Regions from separate parts of the Mus musculus genome. Here regions 1 and 2 are each linked to region 3. A link is a loop called in an ENCODE intact Hi-C map of the cell type or tissue named here. Cell type or tissue: heart. All regions are shown on one strand.

The links. A loop is a pair of places that touch in the nucleus more often than their neighbours do. Peaks named below come from ENCODE experiments on the same cell type or tissue, not always from the same donor. Only the 100,000 strongest peaks of a DNase experiment are listed, where the experiment ranks them.
Region 1: it touches region 3 in a loop (2.2-fold over the local background); 3 of 42 quality-filtered maps call a loop at or near these places.
Region 2: it touches region 3 in a loop (2.9-fold over the local background); 2 of 42 quality-filtered maps call a loop at or near these places.

Annotation. Positions count from the first base shown.
Region 1 is chr4:11,814,452-11,822,451 of GRCm38, forward strand. It overlaps Cdh17 (cadherin 17), which reads left to right. Exons shown (of 18, transcript NM_019753.4): 16 at 160-276; 17 at 406-519; 18 at 2,535-3,454. The coding sequence ends at 2,623. Among named protein-coding and RNA genes, the nearest start is that of Cdh17, 60 kb to the left of the region's middle. In heart, no CTCF peak of the experiment used is centred here; no DNase peak of the experiment used is centred here.
Region 2 is chr4:11,852,824-11,860,823 of GRCm38, forward strand. No RefSeq gene overlaps it. Among named protein-coding and RNA genes, the nearest start is that of Cdh17, 99 kb to the left of the region's middle. In heart, no CTCF peak of the experiment used is centred here; a DNase peak (open chromatin) is centred at 3,618; H3K27ac peaks cover 438 bases.
Region 3 is chr4:11,910,518-11,918,517 of GRCm38, forward strand. No RefSeq gene overlaps it. Among named protein-coding and RNA genes, the nearest start is that of Pdp1, 52 kb to the right of the region's middle. In heart, a CTCF peak has its summit at 4,338; a DNase peak (open chromatin) is centred at 4,294; H3K4me3 peaks cover 730 bases; H3K27ac peaks cover 944 bases.

The DNA of each region.
Region 1 (8,000 bases), 96 kb before region 3:
AAATATGTTAAATATGTTAAATTATTCAAACTATCACCTATATCAGACTATTTTTCAATTTACTTAATTATATACAATGCAAAAATGAGCTTTATTTCTGCTGAGTGAAGGTTCTAGAGTTGTATTATCACGTGATTCATTTTCTCCCTGTTCTGACAGGTACACATGCTAGACTCTCCACCAGGCACACACGCTTTGAGGAACAAGTTTATAACATTCCAATCCGCATCAATGATGGGGGGCAGCCACCCATGGAAGGGACTGTCTTCTTACCAGGTAGGTACCGTGTAAAGGTGATGTAGGATATAGGGTACCATGTGCACTTTAAGAAATGCTTCTTTAAGTTGGGATTTTGCAACTATTCACTTAAAAACGTAATCTATGGAGCCCTGTTCTGCTTTTTAGTTACTTTCTGCCAGTGTGTGGAAGGAAGCTGTTTCCGGCCAGCAGGCAGACAGGATGGGATACCCACTGTGGGCATGGCAGTTGGTATACTTCTGACCACATTTCTGGTCATTGGTAAGTATGACTTTTCAGAGCCAAGGTTTCCTGCCCCCAGCCTCAGATGTGAGCTCATCATGCCATCTATAGGGGTGCTCTGGGGGTTTCTTGCCTTGGGTATCAACCAAGAATACAAGTCCCCAGTCAATCACATCAAAGTATCCTGGTTGAGAAATACTGTGTCAAAGCTCCCATCTTCCTGTCATTTCCTTGCTTGGATTTTCATGCTGACATTTATACCAGAAGGCTCTTTATTAACCAGCCATTCTTTATTGTAGCAAATATCTAAGACAATCAACATTTTAAAAAAGTTTCTATTTGGCTCATGGCTTCAGTAGTTTCAGAGGTCCACGATTGACTGGCCTGTTGCTTGGGGGTCCACAGGAAGATAGTACTTTATTGAGGAAAGCTGCTCACCTCCCTTTGGGAACAAATGAGAGAGGAAGCGGGAAGGGGCTCAGGTCCTACTGTTCCCTTGCAGGGTACAGTCTTCAAACTGTCTAGGGGAGGTCGTCTGTTGATAATGCTGAATTGGGAACATTTGAAGGCCATTTAAGATTGTAACCATATCAAACTTTACACACAAATTGCTGCATTTTGGGCCGAGTTACCAAGCTCTTATGAAGGAGAAAGAAATTAGTCTCTGTGACCTGCTGTGTCGGGCACTGAGTTTATTAGAACTGATATCATGATGGGCAAGGCCTGCATTGACCCTCTACCCGTGTTGGAATAGGGAGGGGTAGGCTGTGAAATGAAGATTCTGTGACACCTGAGATGCTGCCGAGTTTCCCTTTGCGTTATTTTCATAACTCTGGCCTCTGCGTCTTTACAACCTGGAGTAATTTCACAGCATCATGGCTTTGACTCTTCCCCTAGCTGGAGAGCTGTCCTCTCTCATGCACGGAGAGCAGCTGGCCTCCTTGAGAACGCTGTCTGCTGCATGTGAGCGGCCCTTCTTTTGAGAGGGACTTGCTTTGTAGTCCAGACTGGCCTTGAACTCAGGCAAGCTCCCAGCCTCAGAGCTAGATTTTGAGATACTGTTTACTAAATCCTTTGGCCTTTATGCCTTTTATTGTTTTTCCTACCCACCTTGAGAAGATTGAGTTCATGCGCCACACTGAAATTTTTTCACACAGCCTCATTCCCATGATCCTACTCTAAGTAAAGAATGGGCAGTTTTGAGGATATATAGAAATAGAATTGACAGGGCTATTTTTGTTTTGTACCCTTATTCTTTTCGAATGGGGGCATGTGAATAATCACAAGATTGTCAGCAAGTGTCTGAATGTCTAGTCTTCTTGGCTATGGTGCCTTCTGTAAGCTTATTGATGAGCAATTTCCTTATAGTAACTCTACACTTTTCCTAGTGGGCTCTGACAGTTGAGATTAGTGCTACAAAGCACAGCGTAGTCCTGTTAGAGTTCAGAGAAGTAAGAGAAACCAGAATGAGTAGGCAGGCCACTGAAGGTCCCTCAGGAGAGGCTGGTACTGCGGGGAAGGTCCCCAAGCTGCGCATCTGACAACTGCTCTACTAGTAAGCTGCATGCTGAGCCCTTACTGTGAAGTTAAAATTGTTTCAAAATCAATTTTAAATCATAAACAATTCATATTTGGTAGATACAATGAAAGTAGACTCTAGGCAGGTGGGCAGGTCTAGATAACTCCCTAGTTATGATTAGACTTTTTTCTCTAGGGAAGAAAAACTAGCATCAATGTTTGGGTATATACGTGGTTCAGACAGACTTATTTCCACATTCTTTTCCCTCCGAGGAATTATAGCACTGGCTCCTCTATTCCCTATTGCCAGCCTCCAGGTTAGTTATAACTTCGGGCTTCCTATATACTCATAACAAATGACCTCTTTACTTATCCAAGAGAGCCAATGCCCAGAGCTCTATACTCACTAGAACAACGAAGCACAGTTTAATCACACAAATGGTGGCTCACAAGTCATCCCCACTCCTACCCTATAAGTGACTGTGTTAGGACATCTGAAGACTGTGCTTGTTTGACCCTGAGTTTTCTCTTTTCAGGTATAATTTTAGCAGTTGTCTTCATCCGCATGAGGAAAGATAAAGTTGAAAATCCGCAGTCCCCTGAGAATAAGCCTCTGAGAAGCTGAATTTGAAAAGAAATGGTCAAGTCTGTGCACCAAGCACTATATCAATGCCTCAGCTGTTTAATTTCATCCAAAATGTGAACTATAATTGGTAGAGTTTATGCATCATGGGCTATATCTGGTCCCCAGCTGTTTAATCTCATAATTTCATCCAAAATGTGAACTGTAATTTCTTTGATGGCATGCCCTTCTTGTCCTGCAACATTTTATGCTACTTAGATATTTTATGTTCTGCAGACATTAGAGTTATTCTCCATTTCCCCATAACATTTTCCTCCTTTACAAAAGCCTTAGCTTCATAACTTGAACCTTCCCCTCTGGGCAGGAAGAGGAGCTGAGTACACACCCTGTGTTGTTGCTTCAGAGGACGTAGCTGTTATCTATCACCAAATTTCCTAGGTTCCACTTATCCTTTCTGTTTCAGCCTGTGCTCCTTCATCTCTTAGCATTACACTGAATTTAAAATGTGTCAAACAGAAGAACAAAGTGAAGTCCTGGTTGGGGGTTGGGGGGTAAGTGGGAGCCTTGTTCTTTAACATGGGCAACAGCTTCTCTGTGCTGTTAATGTTGTTAATGGCGGTCCTCCAACTTGGCTATGGCACAGACGCTGATGAGGTTATCAAATTCAACTGCTCTATTTCAAGAAAGATCTACTTCCTACGGCACAGGAACTGGTGAGCTGTCTGGTTTACTCACTACCACATGCTTTCATACCTGCTGTACACGTTTTATTTGTATATTGAAGTTTTGTTATATATTTATCATGTGGAGGAAACAAGAAAGTATAAAGTGGTAAAGAAATCGGAAAAAAAATGTTGGTTTCAATTGTTCTTATTTCTCTGATCTCTTTTATTGCATGTGTGTGTGTGTGTGTGTGTGTGTGTGTGTGTGTGTGTGTGTGTGTGTGTGTGGAGAGAGAGAGAAAGAGAGAGAGAGAGAGAGAGAGAGAGAGAGCCAGGTATGTCCACAAAGTAATGGTTATTTGTTGTTTTTCAAAACTGTCTGACATATGGAGTTAGTGCAAGATGAAGGAGGGGGATCAACAATTTTTTAAATCATTGCTCAACTGGGCTTCTAGACACAGGGAACCCTGACAGGTCCTGTCCAGACTTCCCACAGATGTCCCTGGGGCACAGGGAAGGCAGAGGCACTGTAGCTAGGAAAGCTGTCCCTCCACTTAAAAGATCCTTCAGTCAATAGTGGCCTGGGTCATGCTGCCACCTCCAAACTGGTGAACCCCATGAAAAAGCTGAAGAGGTTCTGGTTATCTCCCACTCCGTCTATTTCCTTGTAGGTCAGAGCCAAGCAACTCAATGGTCATCTCCACCTCCTTTAGAAGAGACTCTCAAACATGACCCTCTGTGCATGTACTTGGAGAAATGGCTATTTAATATCCTTGACAACGTTTTAAAAGGATAGTTTTATAATACAATTACTTTCTATTGTATTGATTCATCCATGTTTTGATTTTCTTACCTAGCATGGTGTAGCTAATTAGCATTTCTAAATGACTTGCTGAGGAAGTGCTATGTGCTAGTCATTTGTACACTATCTGGGCTCTTAAGGTCAGGAGGATAGCTTTCTCAGGTGATTTCTAGGCCTAGGAACTTAATGGTGATGATGGCTGAAATGCAAATTGTAGTTCAGGTTCCACATGATGTCTGTCCTGAAAAGTCACTGCTTCCTTTGGAGAGAAACTAAAGCCCCCTTTTCTCACCCTAGGAGAACCAGCTGAGAGAATAGTGGGGTAGGAAAGTCACAGGAAGACCGGTTCCTGAAGCCAGGGCACACCGGACACAGGAGAACATTTTCATGTTTGTCATTGCAACAGCTGGGCTGATGTTGATGGCTGGAATCCAGTGCTCCATTTAGAAGAGAAGGGGATGTGTATAGGGGAGGTGGAAACAAAAATAGCATATGTGCTTACCCTGTGTTTGTAGTTACTTTTAAATTAAGCACAAGACTGAGAGGAAACAGCAGTATTTTTGGTAGCATAAACCAGTACTGCCTCTTTGGCACTTGGCCAAGAGTAGATCCCAACTGTGGAATTTCCTGAGGCCTCTGTTTAGGCACAAACAGAGGTGGTCATGGTCTTGGTACATGGGCCACATTGGGAATCAGAGAAAGGGTATTGGAGTGGCTAGGTCAGTCATGGATCAGAATGGGAAGATTGTGGCTAAGGTTCTCCCTTCTACAAGGCAATCTCTGATGGCTTTGTGGAACATACAGAAAGGGCGGTGGGATTTGTGTGTAAACAAACATGACTAGTCAGTCCCTGACAGGGTCTTAACATAGTTTGTCTTGAACATTGACCCCCAAAATTTCCACAATGTTTACATTCTTTGTGGCTGTCTATCTCTCTTCTCAGGCCAGCTCCTTTGGCAGGACCACACTCAGGCAAGAAACTGAGAAAGTGTTATGTGGGCTCTAAAGGGCACCAGTATGCTCTAGGAGGTTCTCTAGAACCTTAATGTCTGGACTTTCCAAAAGCAAATCCCTCCTCCCCTTTGGTGTGTCTTTACAAGACCCTTCAGAGGAAAGACCGGTGAAGACACATAGGTCTTTACAAGCAGGTGGAAAGAGTCAAAGATGGAAGTGTGATAACTGATGGGGGAGAACGGTCCTCAGGAGCTCCAGGCCATCATAGTCCTAAGACTGTACTATACTGATGTGGAATCCCACTGTAACAGTGTCTATTGTGGGACCACTGCTGGCAAGAAATCACTCAGCTCCAGGATAACCATGTTTTGCTGAGAGTATGAAGACATGGTCCCAAAATTATAGCAGCAGGAGACTACAAATCTGCCAGCTTCCCCAGCAAAGTCTGTCTATGTGTCTACCCCCTTTGTTGCTGTTTTGTTGGTCTCTCTGTCTCTGTCTCTGTCTCTGTCTCTGTCTGTCTGTCTGTCTCTCTCTCTCTCTCTCTCTCTCTCTCTCTCTCTCTCTCTCTCTCTGTGTGTGTGTGTGTGTGTGTGTGTGTGTGTGTGTGTGTATTTGTTACCTGGTGCATGTGCGAATATGTGCACATGTAGAGTCAGAGGCCAACATTACATGTTCTCAATTATTCACTTTTTTTGATAAAAGGTCTCTCATTGAACTTGAAGTTCATGGATTGAGTACCAATGATCACAGAAACCCCAAGAAAGTACCCTATTAGAACTATGTTATAGGTAGGAAATTCATGGCTCAAGGGTTAAGTGATTTCCCCAAAGTGCGTAAGCTTGAAGCCAGAATAAAGAGACAGTGTGGCTCTCTTTTCAGATGCTGTTGGCCATGTTTGACCCTTGTGGCTCTGTTTTCAGATGTGCTCCATGATGTTGACCCACCTTTGGGAAGGGAGGTAGTGATAAGTCCACTCACCCAAACCATTCTTGCCCACTGAACTCTCCATTTCCTTGGGGAAGCCAGAGTGAGGGCTGGATGCAGCCAACACAAAGTTGAAGGAGACCCTAGAGAGTCTCATAGCTCATCTGAAGTCATGCTGGGGTGAATGATGGGCAGAAAGTTTCTGGAAGAATGAGCACATGACTGTGACCTGTGAGTCATTCCCATTGCTCAGTCCACTCAGGCAAAGCTCTGGCCTGGTGCCAGGAGGGCAGCACAAATCTTGGCAGAACCCCAAGAATCGAATGAAGTATATAACTGGGTCCTTTTGCTGTCCTGCTTGCTCTGACCCTCTCTTTCATCTCCTTCCTTCTTATTGTTGCTCACCAATCTTTGGTCCCTCTGCCTATCTGCTGCTTCCTTGAAGCCTCACTCTATTCCTGTTCCATCAGTGTATCTCTGTGTGCAGTATTCTACTCCCAGCCCCTCGTGCGGTTGTTTTTCTGTTTTAGAGCTCAGTTTAAAGGTTGTCTCCTCAGAGACGTTCTTCCTGCCACTTTCCAGCATAGCACTTTGTGAATTTCTTTCCTATGACATTTCACAACATGTAATTACATCTTATATTAGTTTGCATCTTTGGGTCAGGGGCCTTATTGACTGCCATCTCCCAGCAGGGGGTTTGGTGCCTGCCATACACACAAGGAATTCTATTGTGAATTAGCAACTGGGTTAGTTTATTTGACAACAGAGCTGGAAAGATGGCTTAGTCTGTAATGCATTTGTCATGCTAGCGTGAGGACCTGGGGGTTTTGGTGCACAGAACTCATTTTAAAAACTGTGCATTGTTTTGTGCTTATAATCCCACCATTGTAGAGGTGAAGACAGCTAAACATATGGTTTACCCTAACTGGTAAACTCTAGGATATTGATAGACACTGTCTCATCAAAACAAGGTGTATGGTACTTGGGAAATAACATCTGAAGTTGTCCTCTGACTTCCACATACATGTGCACATATGACATGTGGCCCACTATGCCTCTGCACACATGTTAGTACAAACACAAAGAATCTAATTATAAAATCAAGATGTATATATGACACAGGAAACAATTTAGTGAACAATGGAAAGAACTCAGGTGTGCTTTACTGTCAGGATGCTCTACACCTGTAAGATGTGAACACAGTGGGCAGATTCCAGAACTATGGGTAGCCAGAGAGAATAAAGGGTAGTCTTCTATTCTCTGTGGGTTTGAGGCTCCTTCATTATTTGGATCCATTCTGGCTTCCATGATCACCTGGTCCCTCCTTCCTCTTATTGGAATACAAGGCTAAGACCATAAAATTTTATTTGGCTCCTTCTAGTTTAGTTTGAGGGACTCCCTTGAGGGATTGTGGAATTGACCTTGAGTAAAGTCCTTGGCACAGGAAGAAGAATGTACTAGAAACATGGCTATAGATATTTTCCTCACTCTTGAGTCATATGACAGAAAATCCCTTGTCCAGAAAGACTCTCATGTGGCTATATTTTAGAATTCATTCAAGTTTTTTAGAAATATCGGCAGACCTCAACAATTATAGTCTATTCTATTAGTCCTTATTTTAGAATTCCATTTTAACACTGAAATGTGTTTCTGCTATTTTGAATTTCCATATTATAGATATTGAGAGTAAGAAAAAGTGAAAATTTGTCACCTTTGCATGTCCTGGTTGGTAGTCAGCAGTCCTTCCCCTTAATTATCTGGAGAGATGCCTCTTTATAGCCCATCAGGCCGTTCTGTCACCATGTGTTCATGTGCTTGCCTCTCCTGCCTTACCACATCAATCCCACATGCTGAGATCTTGGAGTCAGAGGTCATGTTTCATTGTCTTTGTGAGTTTTCCATGGACTCCTGGAATGATCTTTACTATGACAGATGCCTAAGAAACATTGAATGAAGCTGGAGGACTCCCAGGTCTTGGAGAAGCTGCATTTTCTGTTTGCTTTTTTGGGTGGTGGAGATTGTTTCTGTTCCCTTGAGTTCAAAGTTGTCATCTGTTAACCCTTTGCAACACATA
Region 2 (8,000 bases), 58 kb before region 3:
AGGTCATCTCTAATGTAATTGTGTTGTGGGATTCTGAGATTGGATGGGACGGGACTTCCTTTGGATGGTGGCTGACTCTTAGTAAGAATTGAGTAAATGTTGACTATTGTTGTTCAGCCAGGAGGTCAATAAGAAGACACCAGCAAAGACACACAGGAGGACGACAGCTACAGAAGGCGAGACTGGGCCCTTAAACTGTATAATGTGTTGCAAACAAACTCTTTTCCAAGAGGGAGGGCCGAAGAGGGTCCTTCTGAAGACGTATGTAAAGACAAGATGGTCTTTTGAGACTTTCTCTGACTTTCCCAAATGTGATGGGCTTTCACTTTGTTCCCATCATGCTTTGTGTCACCTGTCAGTGACTATGGAGGCAGCCTTGAGGCACGAATGGCTGATACTCCCACTCCATGGATTCCTTTCTTCTGGGTCCTGGGAGATAAAGCATGGCTGAGCCATGTCAAAGATAAGTATTTATGGTGACTAGTTTTTTTACTCAGTGTCAGTAGAGTCAGAAGCTCTGTCCAGTGCTGTTAGGAAGGAGGTCGAGGAGACTCTTCATCAAATGAGGCTAACATCCCCCTTGTGTAACAGTTCCTACATTGGCTCCATTTAGTATTCTGAGTGTATCTGTTGTCTTTCATTCTGAAGGTCACGGTTGAATCCCTGTAATGCCTGCAGTTCTCAATCTCTCTCTCTCTCTCTCTCTCTCTCTCTCTCTCTCTCTCTCTCTCTCTCTCTCCCTTCCTCCTTCCCTCTCTCTCTGTCCCTCTCCCTCTCTCTCTGAGATAATAGCTTGCCATATTTTCCTGGCTGGCCTAGAACTCGCTATGTGGACTGGACTAGCCTCAATCTCACAGGGATCTGCCTGCTTCCACGTCCCATTGGAATGAGTTCCGGAACTAAAGGCATGCTCCAACATACCCAGGGTTCAGTACATTCTTGAATAACCCATTGCCCTCTGATTATTTAGTGGACAATCTTACAGAAATGAAAAACTAGCTGAAATGCCAAAGTTCAGCAAGTATAACTTGGTAATTCTGTGGTAGACTGAGACCTTGCCACAGTCCATAGACCCAGATAAAGAGAGTGAGAGCAAGCCATCGCCGGCTTTCCATCCCCCGTGCTGTAGGCATTCTCTCCGGTGCCTTTCTGGCATGGTACAGAAGGGCAGTGCCAAATAGGGACACAGCTGCCACCCACCTCAGTTCTGACAGACACAGATCAATGGGCCCTGGCATCTGGTCCATCTCTTATTTGTACTGCTTTTGAAAGCCTTGGGTATGGAAAGCCAACAAGCCCTGCAACAAAATGTGCTTTTGGCTTCAGCCAAATTTACTTCAGTTGTCTGGTTCTATGGTGAGTCATTCCAGAGGAGAGGTGGAGAAAGTCGGGAGCAAAGGCTCCTTCTCAAGGGCCAATATCTTAGATCTTTGTACAAACGGGGCATTGTCGCAGAATTGGAGACACAACAGAAGGGAGCAGTACCAGAGGGACAGAATGAACATGTCCTTGTCCACGGACAAGCATCATGCCAATGCTGACAGCACACTCGTGTTGAAGCCCCTAAGATGCTGAGGCCTTCTCTAGAGCCCTTCCCATAAATACTAGATATCTTGACAATGGCCAAGATCTAACCAACCTCCACAGTTCTCTCCCTGTCTTAGGCTAACCCCCAAAGCTGCCAATGTTTGCTATGCTGACTTTCCTCAAACTCAAGCCTTTTCTGTCCCAGGAGAAGTCTGCCCTGGTTAATTCTCCTTTGGAGTACTTTTCTTTCCCAGACTCTCCTGCTGTGGGCTCTCAGTGTGATAACTCAATATCTGGGCCTCAGTTAAGCTTTTCTCTTTCAGAAGTCTTATCTTACCCTGAAGTGTCTGTCAAGCATATTAGCTATAAACTGTATTTAAACAAATCTTGGCCTTTAAGCCCTCAGCTTGTGATTCATGCTTTCTAGAGATAAAGCAGTGGTTAGTGCTGTGAATGGCTTGCCACTGTCTCTGCCTCTGGAGAAAGTTACTATGTCAGTTCTGTCACCAATCTCTATAAGCTATATGACTGGTAAACCTCAGTCTAAGCCTAAGTCTTTGCATCTCTACAGAGGGGATTAGAATAGAGTCCACCTTGTAGAGGTAGGGAAGACTAAATGAGTAAGCCTGAGGCATTTCAAAGTCTGAGGCAGCTACCAGAAAAGCCAGCCACCTTCCTCATGATGACAACCCATGTTTGCATGTTAGTTTTCCTTCCGCAGACCTCCACTTTGACCACTTAGGACTGTTAAAGCTAGCTGGCTTTACTGCCGGAGCGATGCATTTCTTTAGTCCCGCTGTAACTCAGCTAAAGCTAACCTGGCTCCAGTTCAAACTGTGATCACCGCTGCAGAGGAATGCAAGGGAAGCCCTGAGATCAGCAGAACCTCTATCTCTGACCCAGGACACCACCATGTCTATAAGCCATGGAGGGGACAGATGAGTCAGTCCTTCAGCTGCCCCTGTCTCGATGCCCACTATGGGTGTTTCTTAAGCCCTTACCTTGCTCTAGATCCAGGCCTTGAGACTCTATGTTCTGAGAAGAGGCACTGAGGAGAATTCTTTTGGTAGAGTGTTTTTCTATTATAATCATTCTTCTAAAATAGGTCACTAGTGTATTGTGGATTTTTCCATGATCAGTGTTTGCTGTGGATAGTTCTTAATCTTAGAAACATTATAAATGCATATTGCTGAAAGGGTTCACCCTCAATAGAAGGTTTGGACATGTTAAAAAGCTCCCCTCTAACCTACACATCCCACCCCTTCTGGGAGATGCCCACACTATATTGAGTGTTCTTCTAGAAACATGCAAGCAAAATATGCAATTTAAGCAAATATATGCACTATCCATCCCTTTTATACAAATTATATGTTATAATACAGTCCTGCATAGCATGATGGTTAATGGAGCATTATTTCTTTAATTTTCAAAGATGACTAGAACTGAGAAAGAGATAAAAAGTATAAAATACAGTTTGCCAAACTGTGCAGTCTTCCGACAGTACCGAAGTATAAATCACTCTTCCCAACACAATCAGAGTCACTACTGCAGAAATGGTCATTATTTTAAAGCCAAATGAGAACTGTGGGCTTGAAGCAGGGAATTGATCAGGCATGCACACAGTAGGCACTTCTCCAAATCTTAGCCCTGTTGCTGGCATTATCATTAACGTGTTCTATAAGGACAGCTTCTCGGAAGGAGCAGATGATTTAAGCCTGTGCCATGACGGTCCTTGGACATACACAGTAGTCAGCCTGACTCTCCTCTCTCTCTCTCTCCCTCTCCCTCTCCCTCTCCCTCTCCCTCTCCCTCTCCCTCTCCCTCTCCCTCTCCCTCTCCCTCTCCCTCTCCCTCTCCCTCTCCCTCTCCCTCTCTCTCTCCCTCTCCCTCTCCCTCTCTCTCTCTCTCTCTCTTTCCCTTTCTCTCTCTCTCTCTCTCTCTCTCTCTCTCTCTCTCTCTCTCTCTCTGTGTTTGTCACATGTGTGCAGGTGGCAGCAGAGACTGGAGGAGGAGGATGTTGGATCTCCTGGAGATGGAATTGTAGACAGTTGCTTGTGAGCCACCTGATGTGAGTTCTGGGAACCCAGCCCAGGTCTTCTGGAAGAGCCACAAATGCTTCCAACAGCCAAGCCGTCCCTCCAGCCTCCCAACCCTCTTTTCTCCTAATGCTCTGTTTGGGCATTTCTGTCTTACTGTTTTTTTTTTTTGCTTGTATATTATGGTTTCTGATATTGTGTTTGTGTATGTTTTGGGTGTGTGCATTTCTTGTATTTTCTCTTTTTAAGAAATTCTAGTTTGTTTTTGTTTGCCTGTCTATTTGTTTTCTAAAGAGAGAGAGAAAGAAAGGGCACAGAGTTGGGGAGGTGGGGAAGTGGGGAGTTGGGGAGGTGGGGAGGATGTGGGAGAAGCTGGGGGAGGGGAACTGTGAAGAGAATACATTATATGAAAAAATTATTTTTTAAATATGCACTCATATTTCCAAGAATATAATATGTAATCAACTATAATATTTAAAAACTCTGCAGTTTTCTATACTCATTGAGTTGTCAACTTATTTATACACGTTAAAATACACTTAGTTAAAAAAACAATTATTTTTTTATAAATGCATACAGCTTCTAAATTTAAATGAAATAGACAGTCAATGATTGCCTTAAAGCTCTGGTACAGGATTGAGGAAACGGGATCAACACAGGCAGGAAATGAGAAGAATCACTGTGGGAAGCAATCTCAAAAAGCCTATCTCCACAGGAGGTGCAAGGAAGCAGAGGAGCAAGAACAGCAAAGAGCGGAGACGTGTGTGATGCACAGGCTCCCTGACATGTGTCTCCCAGGAAGATGTGTGTGACGCACAGGCTCCCTGACATGTGTCTCCCAGGAAGACGTGTGTGACAAGCAAGCTACCTGACATGTGTCTCCCAGGAAGACGTGTGTAATGAGCAGGCTACCTGAGGGACAAGGCAACCTTGAGAGCAACTTTCCTCAAAGTGAATCTGCTATAAACTGATGATCAATACATGAAGAATGACTAGGCACCAAAAATAAAGCCACTCTTAACTTCTGGAAAAACAAAAGTTCTGCAGGAAAAGAAACTGAGTAAACGATGCTCCTGTAGCTATAAAGATGTAAACACAAAATGATAAGTTCACCACCGTTTGTAGTATAAACACTCATGGAAGAGTATAAATACAATAGAGCTAGAAATTGAGATGATAGAGGTTTATACTGAAGCTTGTCCTTCAGAGTATGAAAAATCTGTTTCTCAAAGTATAAAATTCAAAACTTCAGGAAGTATGTGTAAAATCATATTACTTAGTAGAAGTTCCCCAATACACTGACAACAGGAGCTAGAGATGTAGCCCAGTGGTGGGACCCTTGCCTGGCATTCACAAGGCCCTGGGTTCAAAACAGGATTACTATATACTCCAGTAATCCTATTCCCGGGTATTTATACAAAAGAACTGAATACAAAAGCTTAATGATCTATGACCTCATGGTCATTTCAGGGTTATCCACAGGATCTTATGTGAAAACAACCTCCAATGTCTAGACATACAGTGAAATATTATGCAGCCTTGAAAATGGAAAGTTCCCATCATGTCTTATATAATATAGATGAAACCTAAGATACCATGTGGAGAGAAATAAACTGGTCAGAAAAAGACAAATACTGTATAATTCCACTTTTCTGAGCGTTGTAAAAATAGCCAAACTAAAGGAAGCACGATGTACAATAGTCATTTTTAAGAGCAGAACAGAGGAAGAAATGGAAAATTGTTCAATAGATATAGTTTTAATTTTGCGTTCCGAAAACTTTTTAAGATCTTTTGCCCAACACTATGAATCTAGTCAGTGTTCTAAGTTGTGAAGTGGATGATAGTTAAAGGGGTGCATTTTGTTGGTTTTTAACCACAGTTAGAGAGCAATCAAACTTCACCATTAAAATGTGTACAGATTCTTGTGAATAAATCACATGTGTTAGTTAAGTTTGACAACAGAAACAAAAGACAAAAAGGAATAAATATGATGTCATTTAGAGAAAATGCCAGAAGAAACAGCTGTTCCCAGGTCACCTCTGGAGAAAGGTCCATGTGAAGCCAGGGTGACTGCTTCATGCCACAAACCTTTAGATGTATATAATGTATCGCCCACAAAAATTGTTAAATTAATATTTACTCAGGGGCGTGAGAAAACATCAAAGTTTCAATGGAAAATGGATCAAAGTTACAGTTCAAGAAGGAAGTACAGGAGCTAATGGAAAACTCTGATGTGTTCAAACTTCCTCCTCATCAAAGAAATTGTACGGTGCTCTTTTTCTAATAAAAGCAGAAGGCTGCCTCCCAAACCATCGTCATCTGGGATGGTGTGGTCAGCTGAGGCTCTGCCCTGGCTGCAAATCTCTCGAGGATAACTTGGGAACTTGTGTTAGCATCCTCTAGGTTACTCCTGTCTTTCCACTAATGGCTCCATTTCAGATATTAAAATGGTAGATCTTTATAATTATGTGCAAATGGTACATTGCTATCCCCCAATGTTTTGTTATTAGTCATGGGAAAAAATGCATGTTGAAAGAAAATATGATGAATTTCCATCCGCCATCCAAACATTCAACACCTGATAAGTTAGCTCTGTTTGAAAGTGAGCTGCCAGGAAAGAGACACTTCAGTTTTTGCCTTTTACTTGAATATAGCTTTGTTTTATAAAGACATGAAAATAGGAAGGGGGCTTTTCGGAAATAGCAAGGGGATAATTAGGAGAGGACTAGGAAGAAGAGAGGGAAGAGGATAAAATCAAAGTACATTTCATACGGCTGTGGACATGGCATAGTGAAACCCCCTTTTTTGTACAATTGATAAGTGTTTAAAGAAGAGATAAGTTATCATGATGCTTCCTCCGATGAATACCTTCCACAGTAGTGCAAGCAGAGGTTGCAAATGCCAGTGAAGGGCTTGATAGAGGTCGAGGGATAATTATGCATCCATTAAAATGGTGTCTGTGATGAATTTTAGTTACCTTGAGAAAGCTTATAGACCTTGTAAATAAATAATACAAAAGTCAAATTACTTCAATTTAGAAGACCAATAATTAACAGGGTTCTGCCTGGGCATTAGAATCATAGACAATTCTCTTTCCCAGTGCATATGTGTATGATGTCTGAATTTACTGGATCATACACATATATGCTATATATACTTAATTTTCAACAAAATTTCTCAATGAAAATTGTACTTATATTGCTATTTAGAGAGGTAATTTGTCAACACATATTACCAGACATGCTCTTCCCTAGAGAAGGCTGAGCACTGTATGCCCACAGCTAATGTGCTGCCTGAGATCAAACAGCCTGCAGAAGCTTGAGCCCAGCCATCTTCTCCAGCTCCTGTCGACTGTGTGCCATAGAGAGAAGTAAGCACCATTTACCAGAAAACAAGAGAAAGCTTCCATCGGGGTCAATCCAAGATTGCATTCCTGACTCCTAACTTCTAATAGCTTCAGAAATTGTCCTGAATTTTACCTCATGGTGATCTTAACTGGTAAGAAGCACTAGCTGCCTGAATGTTGTGCAGGGAGGACCAGGGTGCGGTTTTTGAATCCTCATCCATATTAAGTAGGCTTTTCAGTGAAGCAGCTACCTTCAACTCACTCCTTCCTGTAGGTAACCCCTCACTCATGCGCCTGTGAATAGCGCCCCTAAAACACAGTGGTTCACCAGTCTAGACTTGCTGGAGTAATTTCTTTGGTTTGTTATTGGTACCCATCTGAGGTCGATAGAAACTTGCTAACAGCTCCCAAATAAAGTCATGAAACATTGGGAGTTTGTGACTGTGAGCTTATTTTGTTTTGTAGGCCTAGTGCAAACTCCCCATGGCAGGGGCAACACAGTGTTTTCTGCACCCCACACACAACATTCTGCATAGAAACTCTTAACGAATGAGGCCCACGGACCCAGTGCCCTCTCAGCGGTGAGCCCCTACTCTCTGGTCCTCCTCTGAGGCCTGCTGGCTCGAAAAGCCACTCACTCACTCACTAATGACAGGATTGCTTCACTCGAGTGGCAGACTGGTCTAGGGTCCAGTGGTTTGGGGACTCTTTCAAAAATAGAAAACGGACATCAGACTCATCCTGTGTGTCAGCGGCCTTCAGGGTATCTTCACAGATAAAGAGATGTAAGTGGGGCAGGAAGGTGGGCCGTGGTTCGGAAGGCAGCAGGCCTACATGAAGATCAGTCATAATTAGCCCATTTTGGAACACCAGGGCTGCTGCGCAGTCTGACAGCATGTCAGGGTGGGGTGAGTGTTTCCTGTGACAAAATGGAAGAAATAATTACCCTGCAGCTTCCCAGGTGACAGTACTATGGAAACCAAGTGGGCTGCCTTAGCTAGCCTGTGACTAACAGGAACTAAATGGGAAAGGCATGGCTTTGCAAATGAGAAATAAGAGACAGCACAATAATAAATTAAAAGTAGTGAACA
Region 3 (8,000 bases):
CTTTCTATCTCAGTGAAGAATTGAGTTGGAATTTTGATGGGGATTGCATTGAATCTGTAGATTGCTTTCGGCAGCCATTTTTACTATATTAATCTTGCCAATCCATGAGCATCAGAGATCTTCCCATCTTCTGAGATCTTCAATTTCTTTCTTCAGAGACTTCTTATCATATAGATCTTTCAATTCCTTAGTTAGAGTCACACCAAGGTATTTTATATTATTTGTGACTATTGTGAAGGGTGTTGTTTCCCTAATTTCTTTCTCAGTCCGTTTATCATTTGTGTAGAGAAAGGCCATTGATTTATTTGAGTTAATTTTATATCCACCTACTGCACTGAAGCTGTTTATTAGGTTTAGGAGTTCTCTGGTGGAATTTTTGGAGTCATTCATATATACTATCATATCATCTGCAAATAGTGATATTTTGACTTCTTCCTTTCCAATTTGTATCCCCTTGATCTCCTTTTGCTGTTGAAGTGCTCTGGCTAGAACTTCAATTACTATATTGAATAGGTAGGGAGAAAGTGGGCAGCCTTGTCTAGTCCCTGAATTTAGTGGGATTGCTTCGAGTTTCTTTCCATTTAGTTTGATGTTGGCTACTGGTTTGCTGTAGATTGCTTTTATTATGTTTAGGTATGGGCCTTGAATTCCTGATCTTTCCAAAACTTTTATCATGAAGGTGTTGGATTTTGTCAAATGCTTTCTCCTCATCTAATCAGATGATCATGTGGTTTTCGCCTTTGAGTTTGTTTATATAGTGGATTACGTTGATGTATTTCTGTATATTAAACCAACCCTAAACACTGGAATGAAGCCTACTTGGTCATGATGGATGGTCATTTTGATGTGTTCTTGGATTTGGTTTGCAAGAATTTTATTGAGTATTTTTGCATCGATATTCATAAGAGAAATTGGTCTGAAGTTCTCTTTCTTTGCTGGATCTTTCTGTGGTTTAGGTATCAGAGTAATTGTGGCTTCATAGAATGAATTGGGTAGAGTACCTTCTGCTTCTAATTTGTGGAATAGTTTGAGTAGAGTTGGAATTAGGTCTTCTTTGAAGGTCTGATAGAACTCTGCACTAAACCCATCTGGTCCTGGGCTTTTTTTGGTTGGGAGACTATTGATGATTGCTTCTATTTCTTTAGGGGAAATGGGACTGTTTAGATTGTTAATCTGATCCTGATTTAACTTTGGTACCTGGTATCTGTCTAGGAAGTTGTCCATTTCATCCAGGTTTTCTAGTTTTGTTGAGTATAGCCTTTTGTAGTAGGATTTGATGATGTTTTGGATTTCCTCAGGTTCTGTTGTTATGTCTCCCTTTTCATTTTTGATTTTGTTAATTAGGATACTGTCCCTGTGCCCTCTAGTTAGTCTGGCTAAGGGTTTATCTATCATGTTGATTTTCTCAAAGAACCAGCTCCTGGTTTGGTTGATTCTTTGAATAGTTCTTTTTGTTTCCACTTGGTTGATTTCACCCCTGAGTTTGATTATTTCTGCCATCTACTCCTCTTGGGTGAATTTGCTTCCTTTTGTTCTAGAGCTTCTAGGTGTGCTGTCAGGCTGCTAGTGTATGCTCTCTCTAGTTTCTTTTTTGAGGCACTCAGGGCTCTGAGTTTTCCTCTTAGGACTACCTTCATTGTGTCCCATAAGTTTGGGTATGTTGTGGCTTCATTTTCATTAAACTCTAAAAAGTCTTTAATTTCTTTCTTTATTTCATCCTTGACCAAGGAATAATTGAGTAGAGTGTTGTTCAGTTTCCACATGAATGTTGGCTTTCTATTTTTTATTTTGTTATTCAAGATCAGCCTTAGTCCGTGGTGATCAGATAGAATGCATGGGATAATTTCCATATTTTTGTATTTGTTGAGGCCTGTTTTGTGACCAATTATATGGTCAATTTTGGAGGAGGTACCATATGGTGCTGAGAAGAAGGTATATCCTTTTGTTTTAGGATAAAATGTTCTGTAGATATCAATTAAATCCATTTGTTTCATAACTCCTGTTAGTGTCCGTGTGTCTCTGTTTAGTTTCTGTTTCCAGGATCTGTCCATTGATGAAAGTGGTGTGTTGAAGTCTCCCACTATTATTGTGTGAGGTGCAATGTGTGCTTTGAGCTTTACTAAAGATTCTTTAATGAATGTGGCTGCCCTTGTATTTGCAGCATAGATATTCAGAATTGAGATTTCATCTTGGTAGATTTTACCTTTGATGAATATGAAGTGCCCCTCCTTGTCTTTTTTTTTTTTTTTTTGATAACTTTGGGTTGGAAATCAATTTTATTTGATATTAGAATGGCTACTCCAGCTTGTTTCTTCAGACCATTTGCTTGGAAAATTGTTTTCCAGTCTTTCACTCTGAAGTAGTGTCTTTCCTTTTCCCTGAGGTGGGTTTCCTGTAAGCAACAAAATGTTGGGTCCTGTTTGTGTAGCCAGTCTATTAGCCTATGTCTTTTTATTGGGGAATTGAGTCCTCAATGGCCCTTTCCTAAAAGGTCCATCTGCTCTGTTCCCATCAGGCAGTTGAAGCTGCTGAGGGTTTTCTTAATCTCTTCCTTCCCAGGAAACCGAGCTGAGCAACAGAGCTGAGCGGCTTCCCAGGAATCCTGCAGACAGAGCTGCATGAAAGTGCTGAGAGAGGAAGCCTGCCTGTGAGCTCTTGGATGTCAGTGGCTGCCTTCTGGGGTCCTGAGCCTTCTATTCCCTGTAGGTCTGAATGTACGGGAGGCACTGCACATTTCTATTGTATATTTCCCACTGGAAAATTAAAAAAGAAAATCACAGCAAACATGAGCTAGGTGTATCTTTCAAACCAGGGAAGCGGCTGACATCCAGTCCTTGTCTGTGGCTAGTCCAGAGAGATGGTGAGAGTGTGGTGTTCTTCTGAGTCCCTAAGTCCCTGAGTTCTAAGGTGCTTAGAGTCAGGTCTGGCTCTCAGTCAGCCAGTTACTTTCCTACTGGTGTAGACAATGCCTCTACTCTCTGCCCCCGTGGTAGAAGCCAAATCTCCAGCCTTGAGCTAACACTAAGAAAGAAAGAAAGAAAGAAAGAAAGAAAGAAAGAAAGAAAGAAAGGAAGGAAGGAAGGAAGGAAGGAAGGAAGGAAGGAGAGAGAGAGAGAGAGAGAGAGAGAGAGAGAGAGAGAGAGAGAGAGAAGAAAGAAACCAAGCAAGCTACATGGACTTATGTCCTGCTGAGGTAACTGCTAATAGCTAATAGGTGGGTAGCTCACAGACTGTGGAGATGCTAGATAAAGATGATTGACATTCCAAGAGGATTGGAAAGGAATGGCTTGATAGTGCATCATACTCCTCAGAACAGTACACAGCTTAAAACGCCTGAAATTGTTTATTTCTGGAATTTTCCATTCAATATTTTTAAACTACAGTAAACTATGGTCAGCTGAATTGATTGCAAGTTAAACCACAGATGAAAAGGCTCATTAAGCACCTCATCTCATTTTTCAAAACAGTTAACCCTTCCTTGTCTGGTACATCTTTTGCAAGTGAAGAAACTGAGGCACAGAGGACTATGCATAAAATCTTCAGTGAGTATGGACTGGTTTTCAGATATTGCCATATAATGCCAAGTGGCTGAAGAGCTTGTAGCCGAATTGCTTTCATGGTACATTGTTGCTGACAGGACCTGCTTTTCTTGAGGTATTATTAGCTTTTGTTCATTCACCTATGCATTTAGTCAGCCAGTGGGAAAGCTTTGCCAGTGTGTGAAATGAATAGGGTCTTAGGTACCTCGTTCCTGTCCTCCTGTTGCTTTAACCTCCCTATCCTTCCAAGATAGAGGAGCTGTCTGCCCTCTCACAAGAAGCCACGGCTCTGCCTCCAGCTCTGGGATGATTCTATAAAGCCGTGGTTGGTTTCTCATTGTGCCAGGAGCAAGGTCATAAAGTATCTAGGTGATGCTTTTCTTTGAATCTGAGAACAAAATCATTTTCTTTGTTAGAGAAAATGTCAGTTTTGAAGAGATGAGATCATTTATAAATGGGACGAATTTCCTGTGCCTTCCAGAGTGGGCACCCCCTAAGGTCTGGCCTCTGGTGCTGCGTGACACAGAGCAGTGAACCAGTGGTGGAAGGGGGTTTGGTTGAGCCCTGGACTGCGTCAGCGCCTCTCTGAGATCTACCCACATCATGGTGCGTCAGCTGCCCACGAGTTACTTAGGCTGAGGACGTATTTCTCTGACCTCCTTTACCGGATTGTGCGTGGCCTGTGTATAGATTTGATTGGTGCGTGTTGGACGGCATTGATTCCTGCCTGCCGCTGCAGGAAGCTAAGTGCTCTGCGCAGACGCCCTCTGCCTGCTGCAGTCAAAGGGGTTAGCAGCCACCCAGCCCCATCTGTTGACTACTTCAGGCAACTGTCATTGCCTCTCGGGGGGGGGCCCTAGGTTCAGAGGCTCTGACTCCTTTAGCTTTGTGACTGCGACATTAATTCAGAAATAAATTATGCATGACTAATCCCTGCATTGTAGACATTGTAATTTCGGCTCTGTCTTTAATATGCAGAAAGGAAATAATGGATACCTTTATTTCTTATTCATGTCAAAGAGGTGGACTGTTTGTGGCTCAGATAAGAAAACAGCCATTACTCATCACCTCTTCTGAGGACAATTAAACCTCTTTGGGAGTCATGTTTCTGTCCTTCCTCGCTTTACCCACCTTCACCTTTGGGGGTCCCCCATTCATCCTCAGCCGCTGTGGTGGTCGGATCCTCCTTCTCTAGTATATCCACTACAGCACCAAAACATTTGCTTTATTGCTTAGTAAGGTGTTTTGTTTTGTTTTTTTCTTCCTTGTAATTCTCCCAGAAAATTATCCTGGCTTTTGCTTTGCACGTGAGACTTCAAACCAATCAAATGCTTTGATGAACCAATGAACAGCCTTAACTTCTGCTTTTATATAGTAAACAGGTACCAAGGATGAAGATGGAATTTTTCTTAACTTGCTTTTAGGTCAAACTTAACCTTGATAGATTGGATTGACAGATATAAGGTGAATAACATAACAAGAAATTCTTGGCCTGTTTCCAGATCACTACCACCCCATGGGACTTAATAACACTATTTGTTTTCTTCTGGAAGTCATTGAGCCTGAGCCATCTTAGAAGGCATCCCTTCTTAGATATCAGCAAGTCTGTGTTCCAAAATAGACTAACCAGACCTTCACTCACACATTTGCACTTTTTCCGAATATAGATTTGGACCACCCAAAATCAGAGGATCTATGAGATTTTAATAATACCTCTAAGCATTATTGAGAGATGATCTCCATTGATTCCCAGGCAGGCTTGTTATACATTAATAGCTGTAAGCATAGGCAGATGAGTTATGGTGACTGTGGAGAGGCTCCATGTTGGATTTCTTGACTAGTCTGACTGATTACACTGACCTAATCTCTACCCCAGATACATCTTCCATGCCCATGGGATTTGATCTACTTGTTTCTTTCAAAACATGGCTATTGACTCATGCCTGAATACAGAACTACCTTACATGAGGTGGCTTGGCTTGGGGAAAAGGGCACAGTCTTTGAAGTTGGGTTCACAGGGATTTGAATTCCAAGGCACTTTCTGGTATGAAACCCATGGTGAAGGAGTCAGTCACTTGTTTGGTCCCTTGTTTCCTTAGCTGCAAAATAGAAAATTCAATGCCAATTGCTGGAGATGACTGGGAAGGCTTAATGACTTTAGGTACACCCTGTGCTTGATTCATGCACCCAGTACTTTTGTGTCTATTTCTTATTGCACATAAGAACATCACTCTATTAACCAGGTTCAAAAAGGTAACATGATGTACATACCATGCCAATGATATGAGAAATAATTCAGGAAGTTATTTTACTAACCACATTTAAGTTCTATGCATTGATAGGAATATTTCCTAATAGATATGACAGAATGGGAAAGAAGGCACTTCCGTTGTTTGAAAAGATTAACCTCTCTTTTTTGTGGTATAATTGCATGTGTCTGGCCTTGCTCTATGTTATATCTCTATGATATTTTCTCCTCAGACTTGCCATCATTTACTGGGTGCTTACTATGGTTGTCACTAGATACTATTCATCCATAACACTAATCCTATAGAGAGGACATTATGCTACAAATAAAAGCCCAGAGAAATGAAGGCTTTGATAGTCCTTCATAGGTCTGGCTGACAGTAAGACCCCCGCATGATTTCAGTGGATGTGTGCCTGTATTTATGTTTCTTCCCAATGGAACTGGTCTCATACCTTCCACTGATTTCTGGTTATAAGTGCTTTCCCCAACAAACATGTATTGTTCATGACCAACAATGGAGTCTGGGCTTATTTCTATTTCACAGGGCACTGGACCAGCTTGGCCAGGCTTGGTCTTCACTCATGTTGGTCTACTTTTTGCCCAATCTTATGAGGGCATTTTCTTAAATGAGGTTCCCTCCTTTCAGATGACTCTAGCTTGTGTCAAGTTGACATAAAACCAGCCAACACAGTGTCCTTTATCTTTACATTCTACTAATCAAAGCAAATCATGGGGTCTGCCTAGACATAAAAGATCCCATCTCTTGGGGTGATGAGTCCTTAAATCATCAGGAGGGAAATCTGGTGGCCTTCTTTGCAGTGATTTCCCACGTGCTCTTAAAACTATTCCTTCCATTATACAACACATCAACCTCTTCTCCATAAACTAAGGACAGTTATAGGTGGTTACTCAATGTCTGTCATTTGCTCAACACCTTCTACAGTTGACATTACAAGCTACTGGGATAAGAATCTGATGATCATTAATAACTATATATGGGATTAATTAATAATTGAATCAAGAGTAGATGATCATACTACATAGTCCAAGCACACAGCACATAGTAAAACAAGTTAGCACCCATGTAAAATTTCAATTCTATGTATGTGGTGGGAGTGTGTATCCACAGAAGGGCAGGGGCTTGTGGAGGCCAGAGGGATTACCTCCTGGAACTGGAGTTTCAGGTGGATGAGAGATGCCCAACTTGGGTGCTGAGACTCAAACTGTGGTCCTTTGCAGAAACAGTGTATTCTCTTAATTGCCAAGTCACCTGTCCAGCCATTTTCCATTAAACAAAACAAAACAAAACAAAACAAAACAAAACAAAACAAAACAAAACAAAACCCCTAGGATATAATTTGAAACAAGGTCTCAGGTAGACCACGCTGGCCTCAATCTTGCAACATATCCAAGATCCAAGGAAGACCTCAAACTTCTGATCCTCTTCCCTTCAACTCCCTATGGTGGGATTTTAGGCCCTCGTTAATGTGCCAGGTTTATGAGGAGTGAATCAAACTCAGAACATCTTGTATGTTAGGCAAGTACTCTACCAGATGAGTCACATCGTCCCTGTTCCGTATGTAATTTTCTTTTCTTGGTAAGCATAAGTTTGTCCTTTAATGCCACATGGCTCTTCCCTGGCCTCTGGAAACATTGACAAACATCTCACGGGGACTGAAATTTAATAATCTCTAAGGGCATAGAAGAGCTTAAGTCTTTACAAGTGCTTGGAAAATTCTGACTCCTCGGGAAGTGGTGTTGTCAGCAATTTGTCTTAAAGTTGTTGCAATACGCCTTGTTTTTTGGTGCCTGGAAAGTCTTTGCTGCAATGTTAGAATAAATTGTCTTGCTGGTGTTTGTAAGTAGATGTTTTAGGAAAATGCTGGAAAATCCCTTTCCCGTCCTCATTTGTCTCTCTCGCTTTCTCCCTTTTTGTATTAACAAAAACAAGAAAGGATTTTTTTTTTTTTTTTGAGAGCTCCAAAACCAAACATAGCCATGCAGCACTCCTGGGAGTTTGTTTTAGAAGTTCATATTTGAAATATTAAATCAATTATAGGCTTATGAGAATGACAGAAAACTCTTGGAACCAGGAAAGGAGGGAGGGGAAGGGAGGGAGGGAAAGAGAGAGGGAGGGGGACCGATCAATGTGTATTCCTTTTGATGTTGTTTTCCATCAGGACAGAACAGGATGTGAGTCCCAAGGAAACTGG